2 separate regions of the Homo sapiens genome follow, and region 1 is linked to region 2. Evidence: chromatin loops called from intact Hi-C (ENCODE). Cell type or tissue: heart right ventricle. All regions are shown on one strand. Links, peaks and the distances in the headings refer to the core of each region. The heading gives the core; the rest is flanking DNA.

The links. Peaks named below come from ENCODE experiments on the same cell type or tissue, not always from the same donor. Only the 100,000 strongest peaks of a DNase experiment are listed, where the experiment ranks them.
Region 1: it touches region 2 in a loop (3-fold over the local background); 4 of 110 quality-filtered maps call a loop at or near these places.

Annotation. Positions count from the first base shown.
Region 1 is chr10:103,176,803-103,186,856 of GRCh38, forward strand. It overlaps NT5C2 (5'-nucleotidase, cytosolic II), which reads right to left. Exons shown (of 19, transcript NM_001351169.2): 2 at 4,383-4,526. It also overlaps the pseudogene MARCKSL1P1. Among named protein-coding and RNA genes, the nearest start is that of NT5C2, 11 kb to the right of the region's middle. RefSeq lists an enhancer at 9,606-10,054. In heart right ventricle, for the core only: no CTCF peak of the experiment used is centred there; no DNase peak of the experiment used is centred there; H3K4me3 peaks cover 319 bases; H3K27ac peaks cover 4,486 bases.
Region 2 is chr10:103,049,050-103,059,103 of GRCh38, forward strand. CNNM2 (cyclin and CBS domain divalent metal cation transport mediator 2) reads left to right here. Exons shown (of 8, transcript NM_017649.5): 2 at 658-801; 3 at 5,280-5,417; 4 at 7,746-7,915. Among named protein-coding and RNA genes, the nearest start is that of CNNM2, 140 kb to the left of the region's middle. In heart right ventricle, for the core only: a CTCF peak has its summit at 5,021; a DNase peak (open chromatin) is centred at 5,022; H3K4me3 peaks cover 617 bases; H3K27ac peaks cover 3,244 bases.

The sequences.
Region 1 (10,054 bases), core at 848-8,847, 130 kb after region 2:
GCCTCCATCTAGGTTTTCATAAATATCTTACTCATGTGGAAACCTCCAGCTTGTACATCAAATGTGTCTCTTTTTTTGACTTGGTAAGAAAGCATTAGGCTTTGGGGTTGGGGTAGGTCTGTAATGTGAAACAACTTGTCTTTTCTTCTCCCATTGTTATAAAACTTTTAATGGCCAAACCTCAGATTTGTACTTTTTTTTTTTAAGCTGCTAAAACCATTCTCTTCCACCTGGTTTTACTGTAACATTTGAAAAGGAAAAAATGTCATCCCTTTAAAAGATAAATAAATACATTTTGATAACATACTAAGCTCAGTCAATGGTGGCACAAATACAAGCAATAAATATTTGATTTCTAGTTATTTAATGCTTTTACATTTTTCTGTAATAACTTATTTTCAGCTGGCAATAAAGACTATGAACAAAAAGAAGGAATAAACTAAAACATTCCATCTAATTAGGATAAGCATCTAAAATGAGGTGGGCAGCTTAAGTGTTTTTAACTACTTTTACATTAGGCTATTCTTAGGTTTCACTTCTGTTTTTGAAGTTTTCATCAGTAAGTAGTTTCAAATAAGGATGAAAAATATCCTCTTAGAGTTAAGTAGTAGATTAATATTTTATAAAAATAGCATTATTTGTGAAAACATCTGTAGCCTGTTATTTCCCATCTTGAAAATGCTAACATCGTTTATGACATGAAGTCAATATATACCTCCCTTCCTCTCTCCCTTCTTCTGAGACAGGGTCTCACTGTTGCCCAGGCTGGAGTGCAGTGACATGATCATAGCTCACTGTAACCCTGAACTCCTGGACTCAAGTGATCCTTCCACCTCAGGCTCCAGAACAGCTAGAAATACAGGTACTCACTACAAAACCCAGCTAATTATTATTTTTTTTAATTTGTGTACAGACAGGGTCTCATTATGTTGTCCAGGCTAAGTCTTTTTTATATAAATCACCTCTGTGGCTTTTAAAAAAATAATTTATTCAGGGGAAATTCACATAAAATTGGCCACTTTAAAGTGAACAAGTTGGTGGCATTTAGTGCAACCACCAACTCCTTTTAGTGTCAAAATACTTCCATGACTCTAAAGTAAAACCCCTCATCCATTAAGCAGTTTCTTCCCACTATGCCCTCTACCCAGCCCCTGGCAACAACCAATCTGGACTCTGTCTCTGGATTTAACTATCCTGGATATTTCATATAAATGGAATCATACAACATGTGACCTTTTGTGTCTGCCTTCTTTCAGTTGGCATAGTATTTTCAAAGCTCATCCATGTAGTATCACATATCACATTTCATTCTTTCTAATGACTGAATAATAATCCACTGTGCAGGCGCAACTGGCTCTCCTTTTGTGGAAAAGTGAACTTAATCCACACGTCTCATCATATACAAAATTTAAGATGGATCATAGACCTAAACGTAATATCTAAAACTATAAAACTTGTACACAGACCAGGCGCAGTGGCTCATGCCTATAATCCCATCACTTTGGGAGGCCAAAGTGGGTGGATCACTTGAGCTCAAGAGTTTGAAAGCCTGGGCAACATGGCAAAAACCCATCTCTACAAAATATACAAAAATTAGTTGGGCATGGTGGTCCGTATCTGTAGTCCCAGCTACTTGGGAGGCTGAGGCAGGAGTATCACTTGAGCCCAGCAGAGGTTGCAGTGAGGCGGAGGTTGAAGCAGAGCTTGCAGTGAGCTGATTATGCCACTGCGCTCCAGCCTCAGTGACAGAGGAAGACCTGTGGCTCATGCCTGTAATCCCAGCACTTTGGGAGGCTAAGGAGGGTGGATCACGAGGTCAAGAGATGGAGACCATCTTGGCCATCATGGTGAAACCCCGTCTCTACTAAATACAAAAAATTAGCTGGGCATGGTGGCACGCATCTGTAATCCCAGCTACTCAGGTGGCTGACGCAGGAGAATCGCTTTCACCTGGGAGGTGGAGGTTGCAATGAGCTGAGCCGAGATCACACCACTACACTCCAGCCTGGGCAACAAGATCAAGACTGTCTCAAAAAAAAAAAAAAAAGACAAGCAAGCAACCCTTGGGGTTGCTCTGTAAACAGAGTGGTCATTCCTCTGTTTCCTCTACGTTTTCTCTGTATTCCTCTACGTTTTCTTTTTTCTTTTTTTCTTTTTTTTTTTTGAGATAGAGTCTTGCTCTGTCACCCAGGCTGGAGTGCAGTGATGCGATCTTGGCTCACTGCAACCTCCACCTCCCAGGTTCAAGCGATTCTCCTGCCTCAGCCTCCTGAGTAACTGGGATTACAGGCACGCACCACCTTGCCCGGCTAATTTTTGTATTTTTAGTACAGACGGAGTTTCACCATGTTGGTCAGGCTGGTGCCAAACTCCTGACCTCATGATCTGCCCACCTTGGCCTTCCAAAGTGCTGGGATTACAGGTGTGAGCCACTGTGCCCAGCCTCCTCTACTTCCTTAATAAACTTGCTTTCACTTTACTTTATGGACTCGCCCTAAATTCTTTATTACATCAGATCCAAGAACCCTCTCTTGGGGTCTGGATCAGGACCCCTTTCCAGTAACAATACTGTAGGTAGGAAAACCATGGAAGGCCTCTTTGAGGAGGTAATATTTGTTCAGAGACCTGAGTAAAGTAAAGGAGTGATATACAAAATAAAACAAACAGCAACTGCATATACACAAACAACAACTGCACCCAAGTAGCTGGGATTACAGGTGCACACCACCATGCCCGGCTAATTTTTTGTATTTAGTAACACAGTGGTTTGCAACTATACTCCCAGCTACTTGGGAGGCTGAGACAGGAGGATCGCTTTGAGCCCAGGAGTTTGAGGCTGCAGTGAGCTATAATCACACCACTGCACTTCAGCCTGGGTGACAGAGTGAGACCCAATCTCTAAACAAAAAAATAAAACAAACAATAAACCAACCTACTACAGGGTTGGCATATAACATCATATTAATCTGTTTTGCATATTATGGTTTATATGCATATGCAAAAGATTTAGAATATTTTATTCTCTTAGAAGGTTAGATTATCTCTGCAACCTTGTTTGTATACTTAATTTAAGTCCCTCTTCATGGCTAACAGAGGACTTAAAAAACTAAAACAAAATTGCATTTATATATTATCCTTCCATTAGAGTATTGAGAGGAAAAAGACAAGCTATGGTTTGGGACAAAATATTTGCAAACACACATCTGACAAAAGGACTTGTATCCAGAATATAGGAAGAGCTCTCAAAATGCAATAATAAGCTAAATAATCCAATTAAAATACAGGCAAAACATATGCATAGACATTTCATCAAAGAATATATACAAATGGCAAATAAGCATATGAAGTGATGTTTAACATCATTTGTCACTAGGGAAATACAAATTAAAAACACAATAAGATACCAAAATATGCCTATTTGAATATTTAAAATTAAAAAGACAGTATCAAATGTTGTTGAGAATGTAGAGCAACCTGAATTCTACTACACTGCTGGAAAGAAAATAAAAAAGGCACAAGCACTCTGGAAAAGTTTGCCATTTCTTTAAAACTTAAACATATATCTATCATATGTCCCAGACTTTCTAATTGTAAGTAATTGTCCAAGAGAAATTAAAGCACATATCCATATAAAGACTTGAACACAGGCTTGGGCACAGTGGCTCACACCTCTAATCCCAACACTTTGGGAGGCCAAGATGGGTGGATTGCTTGAACCCAGGAGTTCAAGAGCAGCCTGGGCAACATGGCAAAATGCAGTCTTTACGAAAATTGAAAAATTAGTTGGGCATGGTAGCACATGCCTGTAGTCCCAGCTACTTGGGAGGATCACACGAGCCCAAGAGGTTGAGGCTACAGTGAGCCAAGATTGTCTCGTGCCACTGCACTCCAGCCTGGGCGACAGAGATCCTGTCTCAAAAGAAAAAAAAAAACTTATACACAAATGTTCTTAGCAGCTTTGTAATGGCCAGAAACTACAAACAACCCAAATGTTATCCACAAGTAAATGGATAAAAAAAATTATGGTACATCTGTACAATGTAATACTACTATGCAATATAAAGGAATAAAGTATTTACATGCAAAACATTAAAAAATTCGTAATAACTACACTGAGTGAAAGAAGACAAAAAGAGTACATAGTGTATGATTCCGTATATATAAAATCCTAGAAAATGCACACTAATCTGACAGAACACAGACCAGTGGTTCCCTGGGGTAAGGAGGTCAAGTACGGAGAGGAGGAGGTATTACAAAGGAGCCCAGGAAAACTTTTGGGGAGAAGGGGTGATACGTTCAATATCTTCATTATGGTGATGGTTTCATGGGTACATATATATATGTTAAAATTTATTATATACTCTGTGCAACTTATTGTATACCAATTATGCCACAATAAGACTTTTTCAGCCAGTGGCAGTGGCTCACACTTGTAATCCCAGAACTTTGGGAGGCCGAGGCGAATGGATCACTTGACGTCAGGAGATCACATCACTGTACTCCAGCCTGGGCAGCAGAGCGAAACTCTGTCTCAAAAAAAAAAAAAATAATAATTCACAGGCAAAACATGCACAGTCCCCTTCACCACTACCATCACCCTCCCCCAAAGAAAGGAAAACAGCTGCTCCAACAGCTCTAGGCAACTGCTGAAAACAGGAAGCAAAGAGCAACTGAAACTGTAGGGTAAGCCTGGTTAGCAATCTGCACTGAATATTCTTTCCTTCAAAATGGTGTGCCAATAAAATGCTGATAGCCACATATAGTAAGACCACTATCTTTAAACTACAATGAAAGGAAATTTTGTCCCTCCCATAATTACCTCATTACTTAACATAATGTTAAGAAAAGTTCAAGAATTATGATGTAGTACAGTAATATTCTTCACGCCCAAACTGATAAAAGTATAAAAATAGCAGTAAAGGCCTGGCGTGGTGGCTCACGCCTGTAATCCTGGCACTTTGGGAGGCCAAGGTGGGTGGATCATTTGAGGTCAGGAGTTCGAGACCAGCCTGGCCAACATGATGAAACCCTGTCTCTACTAAAAACGGAAAAAAATCAGCCAGGCGTGGTGGCGTATCCCTGTAGTCCCAGCTACTCGAGAAGCTGAGGCAGGAGAATTGCTTCTCCCACCCGGGAGGCGGAGGTTGAAGTGAGCTGAGACTGCGCCACTGCACTCCAGCCTGGGCAACAGAGCGAGACTCTATCTCAAAAAAAAAAAAAAGAAAAAATAGCAGTCAGCACTTCTTTTCATGACAATTCTGCATTAAGACAAAATGCCACGCTGCTAGAGTTATACATTGGCAAACGCTCTTTAAAAAGTCATTTTACATGTCTGTTTCAAGTCAGGTCAGTAATTCATTTGGAATAAAGTGAGGAGCACTTTAACAATATGTAGAGCAGGTCTATCAGGCAGTGTTTAACACATGGCAATTTGAATCAAATATTCATTTTTCAATGGAATAAGTATGTCAACATAGATAATAGGGTAATAATAGCAGTATGAATAATCAGTAGTTTCTACTTCACTCAAATTTTAATTTTGTATTTAAAATACAAAACCTGGGTGGCTCACACCTGTAATCCCAGCACTTTGGGAAGCCGAGGCGGGTGGATCATCTGAGGTCAGGAGTTCAAGACCAGCCTGGCCAACATGGTGAAACCCTGTCTACTAAAAATATAAAAAGTAGCCAGGCGTGGTGGCAGGCACCCATAATCCCAGCAACTTGGGAGGGTGAGGCAGGAGAATCACTTGAACCCAGGAGGCAGAGCTTGCAGTGAGCCGAGATCCCGCCACTGTACTCTAGCCTGGGTGACAGAGCAAGACTCCATCTCAAAAAAAAAAAACTAAACTTGGCATTTTTAAGTTTTATAATCAACCATTCATTCTCATTCTAAGAACACTGCCCTAAAACTTACATGGAAAGGATAATTTTGAATAATTTCTTCAAATTTTCTCACCAGCCTGAAACTTATTTTGGTCTCTAAATACAACAACTTTCACTGCATATTACTCATGTTAAACTAGTTTATGGAAAAACAAAAGTTAAAGCTATATCCTCCATTTGTATGCCTCATATTGTACTAAATAGCCACATTTTATTCAGTCTTTGATAACCCTAGTCCTTGGCAGATAAGCAAGTAAAATCAATAACCTATAGTAGTTAGACATTTGGTTTTATCATTATATTGTGCTTAAGGGCCTCTCTGTAACATAGCCACAGACCAACTTACTTACAAATACATCCCCTTAAAAACATGGAAAGTCAGATGCAAGTTTACTTTAATTCATCTACCAGTACTGCTGAAAAACTAAATCCTCATATTTGTAGTTAACAGTGTCACCTATAACTCAAAGAATAGCACTGTGAAATAAGCTATAGCTTTTTTAAGTATTTTGTAACCTTTACTCCTTATCATCACAAAACACATGAAAGGAGATATATATATATGTGTGTGTGTGATATATATATATATATATATATATATATATATCACACACTCCTTCCCTCCCCTCTTTCCTGAAATTATTAGCTTTTTTTTTTTTTTTTTAACAATCTATCCCTCCTTCTTGGAATTACTAGTTTTAAACTGTTCTTTAATAACTCTAATGAATTTTGAAAAATTCCTGCCCCAAATCCCTCTCAATATTGCCTCTGCATCATTCTTCCTTTCTTTTCTTCTACTGCAAAAATAATTAAACAAATGCTTTTTTTTTTTTTTTTTTTTAAAGACGAAGTCTCTTTCGCTCTGTCTTCCAGGCTGGAGTACAGTGGCACCATCTCAGCTCACTGCAAGCTCTGCCTCCTGGGTTCACGCCATATATATATATATACATATACATACACACATACACACACACATATATATATACTTTAAGTGGGGGTGGGAGGAGGGTGAGGGATGAGAAATTACCTGATGAGTACAATGTACACTATTCAGGTGATGGTTACACTAAAAAGCCAGACCACTGCTATGCTATATATCCAAAACTGTACCCCCTAAATCTATAAAAATTAAAAAATAAAATAGTTTAAGATGAAGAAATGCCTATTTTTCCAGAAGGCTCCTTGAAACTGTTGCATTTAAATTATCTTAAATGTTTCATTACCTCTCATCTTTTAAATAGTTCATGATAAGTTTTTGGTTTTTTTTTTTTTTAGTTTTTTTGAGACAGAGTTTCACTCTTGTTGCCCAGGCTGGAGTGCAATGACGCGATCTCGGCTCAATGCAACCTCCGCCTCCCAGATTCAAGCGATTCTCCTGCGTCAGCCTCCCAAGTAGCTGGGATTACAGGCATGAGCCACCACGCCCGGCTAATTTTGTATTTTTAGTACAGACGGGGTTTCACCGTGTTGGTTAGGCTGGTCTCGAATTCCTGACCTCAAGTGATCCACCTGCCTCCCAAAGTGCTGGAATTACAGGAATGTGCCACCGTGCCCAGCCTATAAACAAGTTTTTTTGTTTATTTTTCATTTCATTATTTTCATTCAGAGTTCTTTATGTCACTTGTCCCAAACTGCACTACACATTCCTGTCAAAGGCCAACACTCAATAGTTCACACACCAAAGTGATGCCAACAGTTAACAAACTCCAACTAATAACATCACACTTACCCACACACATCACTCACTGTCCTCTTACCCTGCTTTACTTGTTTTTTGCACATAACCCTTACATTTGACAGTTTGCATTCTGTCAATCTCTCCAAAATATAAGCTCCATAAGGGAGAGGAGTGTTTTATTTGCTGCTGTATCCCCAGCATCTCGCACAGTAGACTTAACAGACAGAAATAAATGAACCATTAAACGTCTACACATGGAGCCCTTTGCTTTTCAGAAGCCTATTTTTGTGTAAGCCTGAAAATGCAAGAATAACTGCAGAAGTCCCTTTTAATACTCTAAATGAATCTTTGTGAAATCTTATTCTTGGTTCACAAATACATAAGATTCTTGGCTTGATTAACATAATATTTTGCTAACATTTCAACATCAGGCCTCGGAACAAAAGCTTCCTTGTTCTCCGAAGGAAAAATAACAAAGTTGAGAAGAGAGAACTTGTCGAGTGAGAAATGCAGTACCTGTTGCCTTGACAATTTGTTTTTCTTCTTCAAGCAGCTACATGCTCCTATCTGTAGTCTGAAATTGTAACTAGAAACTACAAATTTATTTCATCTGTTCCTAAACTTTTGAAAATATACAAAAAAGACTAATTTTGCTATGTTCTCATCAACATTCTATTGCTACTATCCTGCCATATCACATAGAATGCTATATATTTGTTCTACATCAACACATTAAGGCTGCTTCTAACTGAATGTTTTGAATAATACCGGACCTTCAACAATAACATGGTTATTGACACAAAGGAACAAGAGAGCATGTAAGGAAAACATTTTAAAAGACTGAGCTATTTCTTCAAAACGTTGCCATAATTAACTGAGGTCTTCAAAAGCATAAAGGTATAAACCAGCTGTACAATTTTTACATTCAGACGATATATAATACTTTGCACCTTTAGTAATGACTCCTGAATACTCCTTTAAAAAAAAAAAATACATAGGGCAAGGTGCAGTGGCTCACACCTATAATCCCACCACTCTGGGAGGCCAAGCCAGGCGGATCCCTTGAGCCTAGGAGTTCGAGACCAGCCTAAGCAACATGGCAAAACCCCCATCTCTATAAAAACATGCAAAAATTAGACAGGCATGGTGACGGGTGCCTGTAGACCCAGCTACTCGGGAGGCTGAGGTAGGAAGATTGCTTGAGCCGGGAAGGCAGAGATTGCGTGAGCCAAGATCGCACCACTGCACACTCCAGCCTGGACAACAGACAAAGACCCTGTCTCCAAAAAAAAAAAAAAGGAAAAAAAAAAAAAAGCAGGTAAAAAACTGCTTTATTTCAGGAAAGAACTCATTCTCTTACCAATGAACTCCTGCTCACCATTCAACTTTGGTTTAGCTCTTATTTTTCCTGTTACAAAATAATTTAAAAAGATAAAATCGGAAAGGCATAAATAACCACAGACCACAGTATTTCTACCTTTTAATATATAAATTCATACTTAAGGTTTAGTCCACCTATTTGGTTAAAATTCAGAGATATGCATGAGTTCGATGCCTTAATAATGCTAACATAATAACAGCTGACATTTATTGAGTACTTACTATTTTTCATGTATGATTCTAAGCAGCATAGTACATATTTTAACTCACTGACTTTTCAGAACAACCCTATATGTTAGGTACTATTATCCTCATTTTACGAAGAAGTAAACAGGAAAGAGAAGTTAGATAATTTGAAGTCACAGAATTATACTGTGGTTAAGAGTACGGATTCTGGAGCCACACTGCCTGCGTTCAAAACCTGGCTCTAACACCAACTAGCTCTACGACTAAGCAAATTATAAGCACTACAGTTTCTTCCATTGCAAAACAGGTAGAGTTGGAACAAGGATGTAAGGTGCTAAGAACAGTGGCTGAGACATGGAAATTGGTCAATATAAACTGTTTATAATGCTTGAGTGCAAGATGTTTGAATACTTGAAGCCTTAGCACAATACAGTACTTGATGTTTGCAGGAATGAGTAATAGGCTTCTACTTTTGGAGTCAAAACCTCATAGCGTCCATTACGTATCAGAGGCTGTAACAATTTCACACATTTATCACGTCAATTAAAGTATCCTAAATATAAGGACAACTATAGCTATAGGTTTGTTTCCTTTCTTCCTGGAAGCTCTCAGACCTAGAGAGAATTAATTCAAGATTTATTTCACCAAACCTACTTCAAAAGTAAACGAGTAATTCAAGGCTTAAAAAAATGGCATTTACTGGCTGGGTGCGGTGGCTCATGCCTGTAATCCCAGCACTTTGGGAGGCCGAGGCGGGCGGATCACAAGGTACAGAGATCGAGACCATCCTGGCTAACACAGTGAAACCCCGTCTCTACTAAAAATACAAAAAAATAGCCAGGCGTGGTGGCACATGCCTGTAATCCCAGCACTAGGGAGGCTGAGGCAGAGGAACAGCTTGAACCCGGGAGATGGAGGCTGCAGT
Region 2 (10,054 bases), core at 848-8,847:
TGCCTAGGCTGATTGTGAACCCCTGGGCTCAAGTGGTCTTCCCGCCCGGGCCTCCCAAAGCTCTTGGATTACAAGAGTGAGCCATCGCTCCCAGCCAAGTACATTCTTAAGAGAAGCTACTTCCTTCCCTTTACTGCATGTGTGTTGTGACAGAGAACAGTGTTCACTAAGTGCAGCTTGCTCCCACTACGTTCATCTGTGCTAAGGTGCCTTTTCACCATCAGTTCAAATTTCAACACAGTGAAAACAGCCAATAGCATCTTAGTATTCTTATGAAAATAGTTGGGCCTCATGGACCTCCTATAAGGGTCTTGGGAATCCCTAGGGCACCATGGACCACACTTTGAGAACCACTCTCTTTAGGTGGCAGTTGCCGAAAGGTTACGCAACAAGAGACATTACCATTAGGAAGCAGAGAACAATGGTGCAGTGCAATGTATGTGGAGGGTGACGCTCTTCTGGCGTAACTTTCTGCCTTTTAATGGCTCTTGAAGTTCTTCCATTTGTTTGTGATGTCTCAGTACCATTTTAAAATGCTGAAACAGAGATTTTGATAATTCGACATCTGTGTTTGCTGGTGTTTTTACCATATCACATATAACATGTCATTCAGAAAATTCAGAAAGTCACTTCCTAAACTTTTTCTTGTCTCTAAAGGTAAATCTCACCTGGCTATCGTGCAGCGGGTAAACAATGAGGGAGAAGGGGATCCATTTTATGAAGTTCTGGGAATCGTCACCTTAGAAGATGTGATTGAAGAAATCATCAAATCTGAGATTCTTGATGAAACAGATTTATACAGTAAGTAGCATTGTCTGAGTGTATTTCCCGAAACCTTTGCTTTTTTTGTTGTGCTGTTTGTGAGTCTTCTGACGTTTCTCCAGTTGCTGCCTCTGTTTATAATGACACATGATGTGTGTAGGCCGTGCACAACCTGTTGGTATATTCCAGTCCTTTTATCAGAAGGAGCAGACCCTGTAATGTCAAGCGACAGCATTCTTCTGAACAGCCAGCTGCTTCTAACCACTGATGAGGGCATTACTTGCCCTAAACAGAAAACTGCTGTTGGTTTTAAATTTTATTTTACATATGTAAAAAAATCTCTACTAAAATTTCATTTTATACAACTAGGTATATTGTTTTCAGATAAACTTCTGTTTGTACTTTTCATAACTCAAGTACTCTTTAAAGTGAATGGGAGGCCGGGCGTGGTGGCTCACGTGTGTAATCCCAGCACTTTAGGAGGCCGAGGCAGGTGAATCACCTGAGGTCAGGAGTTCGAGACTAGCCTGGCCGACATGGTGAAACCTTGTCTTTACTAAAGATACAAAATTAGCTGGGCGTAGTGGTAGTGGTGCATGCCTGTAATTCCAGCTACTCTGGAGGCTAAAGCAGGAGAATCGCTTGAACCCAGGAGACAGAGGTTGCAGTGAGCCAAGATTGTGCCACTGTACTCCAGCCTGGTTAACAGAGTGAGAGTCCACCTCAAAAAAAAAAAAAAAAGTGAATGGGATTTGTTAAACTGATAGATGACAACTGTTTATACTTCCTTGTTCCAGAACCCTTGGGTCAGGGGTGGAGGTGAGATGTGCAAGTGTAGCTTGCTGGGGCAGTGGGTCGGGGGTGTGGGAAGCAGGATAGGGTAGGGTACACAGTAAGAATGTGTTTTTCCTGTTCTCTGCTTCTCTGCTTTCTCTTTGGGGGAAGGTGAAAGTGGGGAGTGGCTTGGATCAGGGCAGGGTGAGGTAAGTATGGATACCTTATTTGCCCAGGTGTAGACTTGATCCTGAACTGAGTGTTGAACTGAGTCCTGTCTCATTAAAGTGTAAAATATGATTGCTGGACTGTGGAGCTTAAATCTTCTTTGGCCACACCCTTAGCAATGCTCAAGGGTTCCATAAAGCCAGAGATGGTCCAGGCCTGAGATGTTTGGGGGTCCCAGGGGTGGGATAGAGAAAGAGCATCTGGGCTCTGTGTATGCTGCCTGGTTTTAAAGCATGGCTTGGCGGAGGGGAAATGGACTGTCTGAGCTTCCCAACAAGCTGGTCATTCAGGATAAAGTCTGCTTTGCTCAAAGCAGGGTGCTTTTTATTCAGTCCTGCTAGAAGGAAACATCCCACATTTTAAAATTGAGAAAGTTTGGGAGGCCGAGGTGGGTAGATCACAAAGTCAAGAGATCAAGACCATCCTGGCCAACATGGTGAAACTCCGTCTCTACTAAAAATACAAAAATTAGCTGGGCGTGGTGGCACATGCCTGTAGTCTCAGCTACTTGGGAGGCTGAGGCAGGAGAATCACTTGAACCCGGGAGGCGGAGGTTGCAGTGAGCTGAGATTGCGTCACTGCACTCCAGCCTGGTGACAGAGCCAGACTCTCTCTCCAAAAAATGATAATAATAACTGAGAAAGTCACTGGGCATGGTGGCTCACCCCTGTAATGCCAGCACTTTGGGAGGCCGAGGCGGGTGGATCACTTGAGTTCGGGAGTTAGAGACCAGCCTGACCAACATGGCGAAACACCATCTCTACAAAAATATAAAAATCAGCTGGGCATGGTGGCACGCACCTGTGATCCCAGCTACTCAGGAAGCTGAGGCAGGATAATCGCTTGAACCCAGGAGGTGGAGGTTGCAGTGAGCCGAGATTACACCACTGCACTCCAGCCTGGGCAACAGAGTGAGACTCTCTCAAAATAAATAAATAAAACTGAGAAAGTCTTCCCTGTACCCACAAAAGAAAAAATTTTACACTTAACTAACGACTATTTTCTGAAAACGTATCCTGTTTTATCCTCACATCTGAATAGCATTCTTAAAAAACACCCTTTCCCACATCTGTTTTATCCTTTCCTCACTTGGAGGGTCGTCAGAGGTCTCAGAGAATATTATTTGTACGTTTACGTTCTTTTCATCCTTCCTCACAAATGACTGTTTAAAAACCAACTGTGGCTGGGCGTGGTGGCTCATGCCTGTAATCCCAGCACTTTGGGAGGGCGAGGCAGGCGGATCATGAGGTCAAGAGATGGAGAACATCCTGGTCAACATGGTGAAACCCTGACTCTACTAAAAAAAAAAATACAAAAATCAGCTGGGTGTGGTGGCGTGCGCCTGTAGTCCCAGCTGCTCGGGAGGCTGAGGCAGGAGAATCACTTGAACCCAGGAGGCAGAGGTTGCAGTGAGCAGAGATCGCACCACTGCACTCCAGCCTGGCGACAGAGTGAGAATCCGTCTCAAAAAAAAAAACAAAAAAAAAAAAACCCAAACCGAGTGTGTCTGTATTTCTGTTTGCCCAGGGGTAGTACTTACCATTAGGAAGGCGATTTACCATTTAGGAGATCCTATGTTTGCACTTCAGTTTTATACAAATGTTAGTTTAACTTCTCTTAAGCCTTGATTGGACTGATCTCATACAGAAGTGTTGCCTGATGTTACTGGCTCAAGATGCTGGACTTGTGGTTTCAGGTTTTTTTCTTTTTTTTTTTTTTAGACTAAGTCTTGCTCTATTGCCCAGGCTGGAGTGCAGTGGTGCAATCTCACCTCACTGCAACCTCCGCCTCCTGGGTTCAAGGGAGTCTCCTGCCTCAGCCTCCTGAGTAGCTGGGATTACAGGCACCCGCCATCACACCTGGCTAATTTTTGTATTTTTAGTAGAGACAAGGTTTCACCATGTTGTTCAGGCTGGTCTCGAACTCCTGACCTCAAGTGATCCACCTGCCTTGGCCTTCCAAAGTGCTGGGATTATAGGCGTCACCGTGCCTGGCCGATTTCAGGTATATTCTTGATCTGGATAGAGATTGGGAGTGACAGCTGTTGCCATTAGAAAATTATTTTTAAATTCTGTATTGATTTCTACTGTCTGGTTCTCAAAAGAATTGAGACAGACAGAAAGTGGAAGTTGCAGTCGCCTTCTCAGGAAAAGCCTAGTAATCAATCTGTTTTGCTTTATGCAAGAAACAATAATGCAGTGACTCAGTCCTTGGGAAGGAGCAAGCAATTGGGGTCTTGTCTTTAAGCTCGTTTTTTCTTGATCATTAATTTGTCTAGAAAAATACTTGAAAGATGGTTTTGCAGGAGTTACCTTCCAGGTCAGGAACTGGTAAACCAAAGCCCATGGGTGCCTGCACTCTGCTTCTGGTGACCTGCAAGCTAAGAGTGTCTTTTCACATCTTAAAATTGTTGCAAAATGGCTAAGCATGGTGGCTCATGTCTGTAATCCCAGCACTTTGGGAGGCTGAGGCAGGAGGATTGCTTGAGCCCAGGAGTTCAATACCAGCCTGGGTAACATAGTGAGACTCTGTCTCTACAAAAAAAATTTTAAAATTAGCTGGGCGTGGTGGCACACACCTGCAGTCCCAGCTACTTGGGAGGCAGAGGTGAGAGGATCACTTGAGCCTTGGAGTTGAGGCTGCAGTGAGCTGCGATTGTGCTGCTGTACTCCAGCCTGGGCAATAGAGCAAGAGCCTGTCTTAAGAAAAGAAAAGAAACCAAAAGAAGAACAATTACTTTGTGACATGCAAAAATTATATGCAATTCAAATTGCAGTGTTCATAAAGAAAGTTTGATTGGAAAACAGCCATGCTCCTTCATTTTTCTAAACAGCAGTGTGGAGACTATGTAGACCCACATAGCCTAAAATATTGACTCTCTGGCCCTTTTCGGAGGAAGTTCGCAGACCTCTGTCCGGATCCCATTCGTATCTGCTTGACCTTGAGGATCTCATGGTCTGGAGTAGCAGTGAAGCAAACATATTATTAAAACACTGCTCTGCGAAAGCATTCATGTTTGTTTCTTAAGGGGGTTTTGTTTGTGTGTTGTCTTTCAGCAGAGGGAAGGGGCCTCTTACAGGCAGGGACACTCCTCCCTTGTGTGTACACAGTGGTGGTCCTTTGCTGGAGGATGGTGACATTGAGCAACAGTGGACTGTGCACTCCAGGCTGCGCGCCCTGTTGCTGTGTGCTTCTGTGGGTCTTGTGAGAGGCTCTGTCAGCATTTGCCTGATGCTGTGCTCACAAGGGCCCTCTACAGACCTTCCTGAAGTACATTCACTAATCAGGCTGCCTGCGGTCACTCGCTGCGGACTGCGTGGTGCCCAGGCCGCCGTGCTGATTTGATGAGGATCTGGCTCTCCCTCCCTCCTTCCCCGTGGCATCTGTGCATAGAGCGCCTGCATCTGGAAATACAGTCCAGCTCTTCCAATATATTTTGTCTTTTTCATTCAAAAAGAGCCCTCATCTCATGGGATGCATTTCTTTTTTTTTCTCTCTTTTAATTCCTCCCTTAGCTGACAACAGAACGAAAAAGAAAGTGGCTCACCGGGAACGAAAGCAAGATTTTTCTGCCTTTAAGCAGACAGACAGTGAGATGAAGGTTAAAATATCACCACAGCTCCTCCTGGCCATGCACCGTTTCCTAGCAACAGGCAAGTGCAGCTTATCACAGTTTGAGATCTCTACCAACCCTGAAGCGTGTTTCTCACCCACCACTGACTGGGGTGGGTTGGGGGTGGACACTGGGAAATGGGGTGATAAGTAATGCCACTTTTGTGTTTTGTTTTTTTTGTTTTTTTGTTTTGTTTTGTTTTTTTCTTTTTAAATTCTCTCCTCTCCTATGTTCAGTGTCGGCATGAACCCTCTGAGACATTTACCAGGGGTGGACCAGTAACTTAAAATTGGTCTGAAAGGTAAGGATGAATGTTAGTGCCACACTGCATGTGTACAGTAGGCCAGGCCATCTCCTTCCAGCTAGGTCCGTGGGAGAGCCAGCTGGCGGAGCAGGCTGATGGTGCCAGCCTGGCACCAGCTTGTTTGATGGACAATTGAGTCCAATCTCTCTTCAGCTTGTCCTGGAAGCACAGTTGGACATCAGTGGTAACACAGGGGCTGTGATTTGCAAAGAAGAAAACTAGGTTTTCACAATTAAATCTTTATCTTTTATGATTTTAATGAAATCAAATTCTAAGAACTTTGATATGGATTTCTTGATGGCCTCCTCAGATCAGATTAACTCGAGTCCATTTCAGGAGGCAAGTGTTCATGTTGTTTAAACCACCAACCCAGCCGGCACTGACTGCTCCAGAGAGGTCAAGGTTGAATGGACTTAAGATACTGACCAACCCTTCTCCCATCCCCAGATGCTCTCCAGGGTTGAGCTCTGGTGGCCAGGGGAAGTGTGAGAAAGTCTAAAGCATCCAGTGGCTTTAGAAGACATCGGTGTCCCTGATAGGCAGCCAGTGCCTTTCATCTGCATGCAGTAAACTTAAACCATGTTTAAAAGAAGGCTAGCCGCAACCACATGGTGGAATGCTGTTTAACTCTTTAAGGTCGTGTTCTCAGACACATGGAAATGCTCACAATATTATATTTATCACATCAGAAAATATAGCTTAATACAAAGTGGGGAGAAACAGAATCTAAAACTATGTGTACATTAAGATTAGAGTTGTGTTTTTGTGTGTACACACATGTATACATGAGCACACGTGCCTGGGCATGGCACTGGAAAGAAATGCTCACTTGATTGCTCAGAATGGTAATCTGAGTGGTTGGCTTATAGATAAGTTTTTCTTTCTTCTTTCTTTTTCTGTATTTTCTAAAATTCCTGTAATTACTATCTTATTACAAAAAAGTCACAAGTTAATACAGAACTTACAGCTTTCATAAATACATAATTAGAAAATAAAAGAACAGACGATGTCTTTCACTTATTATTCTTTTTCTAATTTTGATAATACTGTTCCTCATTTAAGTACCACAAATTAAAACTAAACATCTAGGCCGGGCATGGTGGCTCATTGCCTGTAATCTCAGCTCTTGGCGGGGCCAAGGCAGGCTGATTGCTTGAGACCAGTCTGGCCAACATGATGAAACTCTATCTCCACTAAAAATACAAAAATTAGCCAGGCATGGTGGTGGGTGCCTGTAATCCCAGTTACTCGGGAGGCTGAGGCAGAAGAATCACTTGAACCCGGGAGGTGGCGGTTGCAGTGAGCCGAGATTGCGTCACTGCACTCCAGCCTGGGTGACAGAGTGAGACTCCTTCTCAAAAAAAAAAAAAATTTAAATTAAAAAAAAAGAAAACTAAAACTAAATCTCCTACTCTGCTTCTGAGATATCATAGAGTCCAGTTGTAGGATAGCACCCTTCAGTCAGTAATTTTTGTTTTTGTTATTTAAAATAAAATTGCTGTCTTTGTAAATACTTTTGAACATTACTTTTTTTTTTTAAATTAGCATGTTGATGTGTGCACATGCCCTGCTCTTATTTCCAGTCTCGACCCTCTTTGTTCCCCACATTCCTTGGGGTAGTTGAGTGGGAGAGGGAGACGTGGGGCACCTGTGTGTGTGCGCTGGCACTAACCGCACCTGATGCTCCTGACCTTGGCTTCTTCCTTTGGCTGTTGGTCGACAGTCAGGCTGTTATGGCTTGTTGAGGGGCATCCCCCGCACTCAAGGAGCCCGCTTGCCGTTGATTTTCGTTTCTGTCAGTGAAATTAGTGTACTTTTATGAGGACTGAAGTCAATGATGGGTTGAAAAGGAAAGAAGTAAAAGGAACAAATGTGAGAATTCAGCACTTTCTAATTTCTCCCAGGTAATCTGTCCCCAGTGGATCACCAAACGGAAGCCTCGTCCATTCAAATGCTATCACTTTGATTCCAAGTATTCTTATCTAAACACCTCAATTACTATTAATAGTATAATTTTTCTCTCTCTGTTTGAAATGTAATATCAAGTTGTGTTTATATCTATAGAAGTAGAAGCATTTAGCCCATCCCAGATGTCAGAGAAGATCCTTCTAAGGCTGCTAAAGCACCCCAATGTCATCCAGGAACTGAAATATGATGAGAAGAACAAGAAAGCCCCCGAATACTACCTCTACCAGCGCAACAAGCCAGTAGACTACTTCGTTCTCATTCTGCAGGTCAGAAGAATTATTCAATAGTGGTTTGCTCTCACTGAGTATCCATCTTTCAGTTTGGTGTAAGTGAATGGGTGTCACCGTGTACATACTGAACCTTTCTATAGGGGGTAGCCTTAGACATGGGAGAATTTTATCTTCCTGTTTTCATATCTGTAAAGTAATTCTAATATAAAGCAATGCCAATAGTTACTTTAATTTTCAATACTAAAAGGTGCTTAGTAGGCTCGGTGCAGTGGCACATACCTGTCATTCCACCACTTTGAGAGGCCAAGGTGGGAGGATTGCTTGAGGCCAGAAGTTCAAGACCAGCCTGGGCAACATGGCGAGACCACCATCTCTACAAAAAATTTAAAAATGAGCTGGATGTGGTGGCATGCACCTGTGGTCCCAGCTACTTGGGAGGCTAAGACAGGGGGCGGGGCGGGGATTGCTTGAGCCCAGGAGGTTGCCATGTTTGCACCACTGCACTCCAGCCTGGATGACAGAGCAAAACCCTGTTTTAAAAAAAAAAAAAAAGTTGGGGGGATGCACCTAGTGATTACTGAGTCAGATGAAAATGGTGAATTCAATTGTTAGTATTTTTTGAAGAGTGTGGGAGAGTTTACCAGTACATGTCTGAATCTCAGTGGGTGTTTGAAATTTAAGTGTCATGGGTTATTGGTCCTTTTTCCATCCTTTTTTCCATCCTTCATGAGGACTTAAGTTTATACAGCTTCTTAGAGATATCTTAGCATCTCTTCCATTAACGCCATCAAAATAATCCATTTGTTGTTGTTTTTATTCCTGGTTACCAACCAAACTGTTTTATAGAGGAACTGATAGGATAATTACAGCCTCTTACAGCAGAGTAGCTAATTCCTTCTCACTGTAACATAATTCAGTAGATGAGGTGAGAAGGTCAATTCATTCTAAACTTCCTTTGAGTGGCTTTGGTGCTTGGGTTGACAGGAGGCCTTGTTTTATCACAGTTTCACTTAATAGAGCTCTATCCTTGGCATGGAGGCCAAGGTGGATATTAGTCGATAAAATGCTAATGTGGATCAAATGTGTAGATTCAAGCTCGGGAAAGTGTTGTGTTCATGTGTGACCCCATGTTTGGGCAGCATTGTGGTGTTTGGAAGCAGGAGTGAGGAGTAGGAAAATGCCGAGGGTTAGCTGATTACATGTCACATTCTTACAGTCCTTCTTAGAAACTTCTGTTTGCAAGTTTACTAATTTAGTACGCTGATTCATCTTCTAAATTTAGTTTTCCTCAATTGTTTTTTTTCTTTCCTCTTTGGAGATAATGTAAGCTTGTAACTCTGAGTGCACTGTTGGGAATTTAGTTTATTTACTGCAGTGAGGGAATAAAACATTCATGTTTCTCATAAGAGTGAGATGCGAATATTCCTTAAGCCTGGAGAAACTCTGGATACATCAAAGACTGTCACAGGAGGAATTGGAATATTGACATTGTGAATTTTAGTGTTAATATTAGAAACTGTGGTTTTCAGTTGTCTACTTTTATATAGTTAGTGTTTATGAAGTTGTGATTCAGTAATGCTTTATTGCTATATAAGAAAGCCATGGATCTAAAAATCTTATGGAAAAGGGACTTCATAATCTCTGTCCATTTACAAGTAAATCTTTTAAGATATTTTTGATAAGACATCTATGTATATTTACCTGTATTTGTATACCAATTTGTGTTAAATACTTATATAAAGGTGACAAGTTTTTTGAACTGTTAGGCTGATAATGCCATGGGGGTTTTACAAGTAGTGTGTATGTTTGATGAACAGGACTTACGGAGATGTTTGGTGAAAAACCATGATCTTGCAGACAGCCAGTTACCTAAGGTACAAAGAGAAGAGCAAAATGAAACACCCTCACAGCCTCAGTCAATCTGGCATAGCTGCCATCATTAACAAAGCATATTCTACCTAATATGTCACTAAGCCAGCGTTGGAAGTTCATGCCACTTTAGGGAGCATGATCCACTGTGGAGTTTGTTTGTTTTTTTGTTTGTTTTGTTTTTTGTTTGTTTTGAGAGGGAATCTTGCTCTGTCACCCAGGCTAGAGTGCAGTGGTGTGATCTTGGCTCACCGCAACCTCTGCTTCCCAAATTTAAGCAATTCTCCTGCCTCAGGCTCCCAAGTA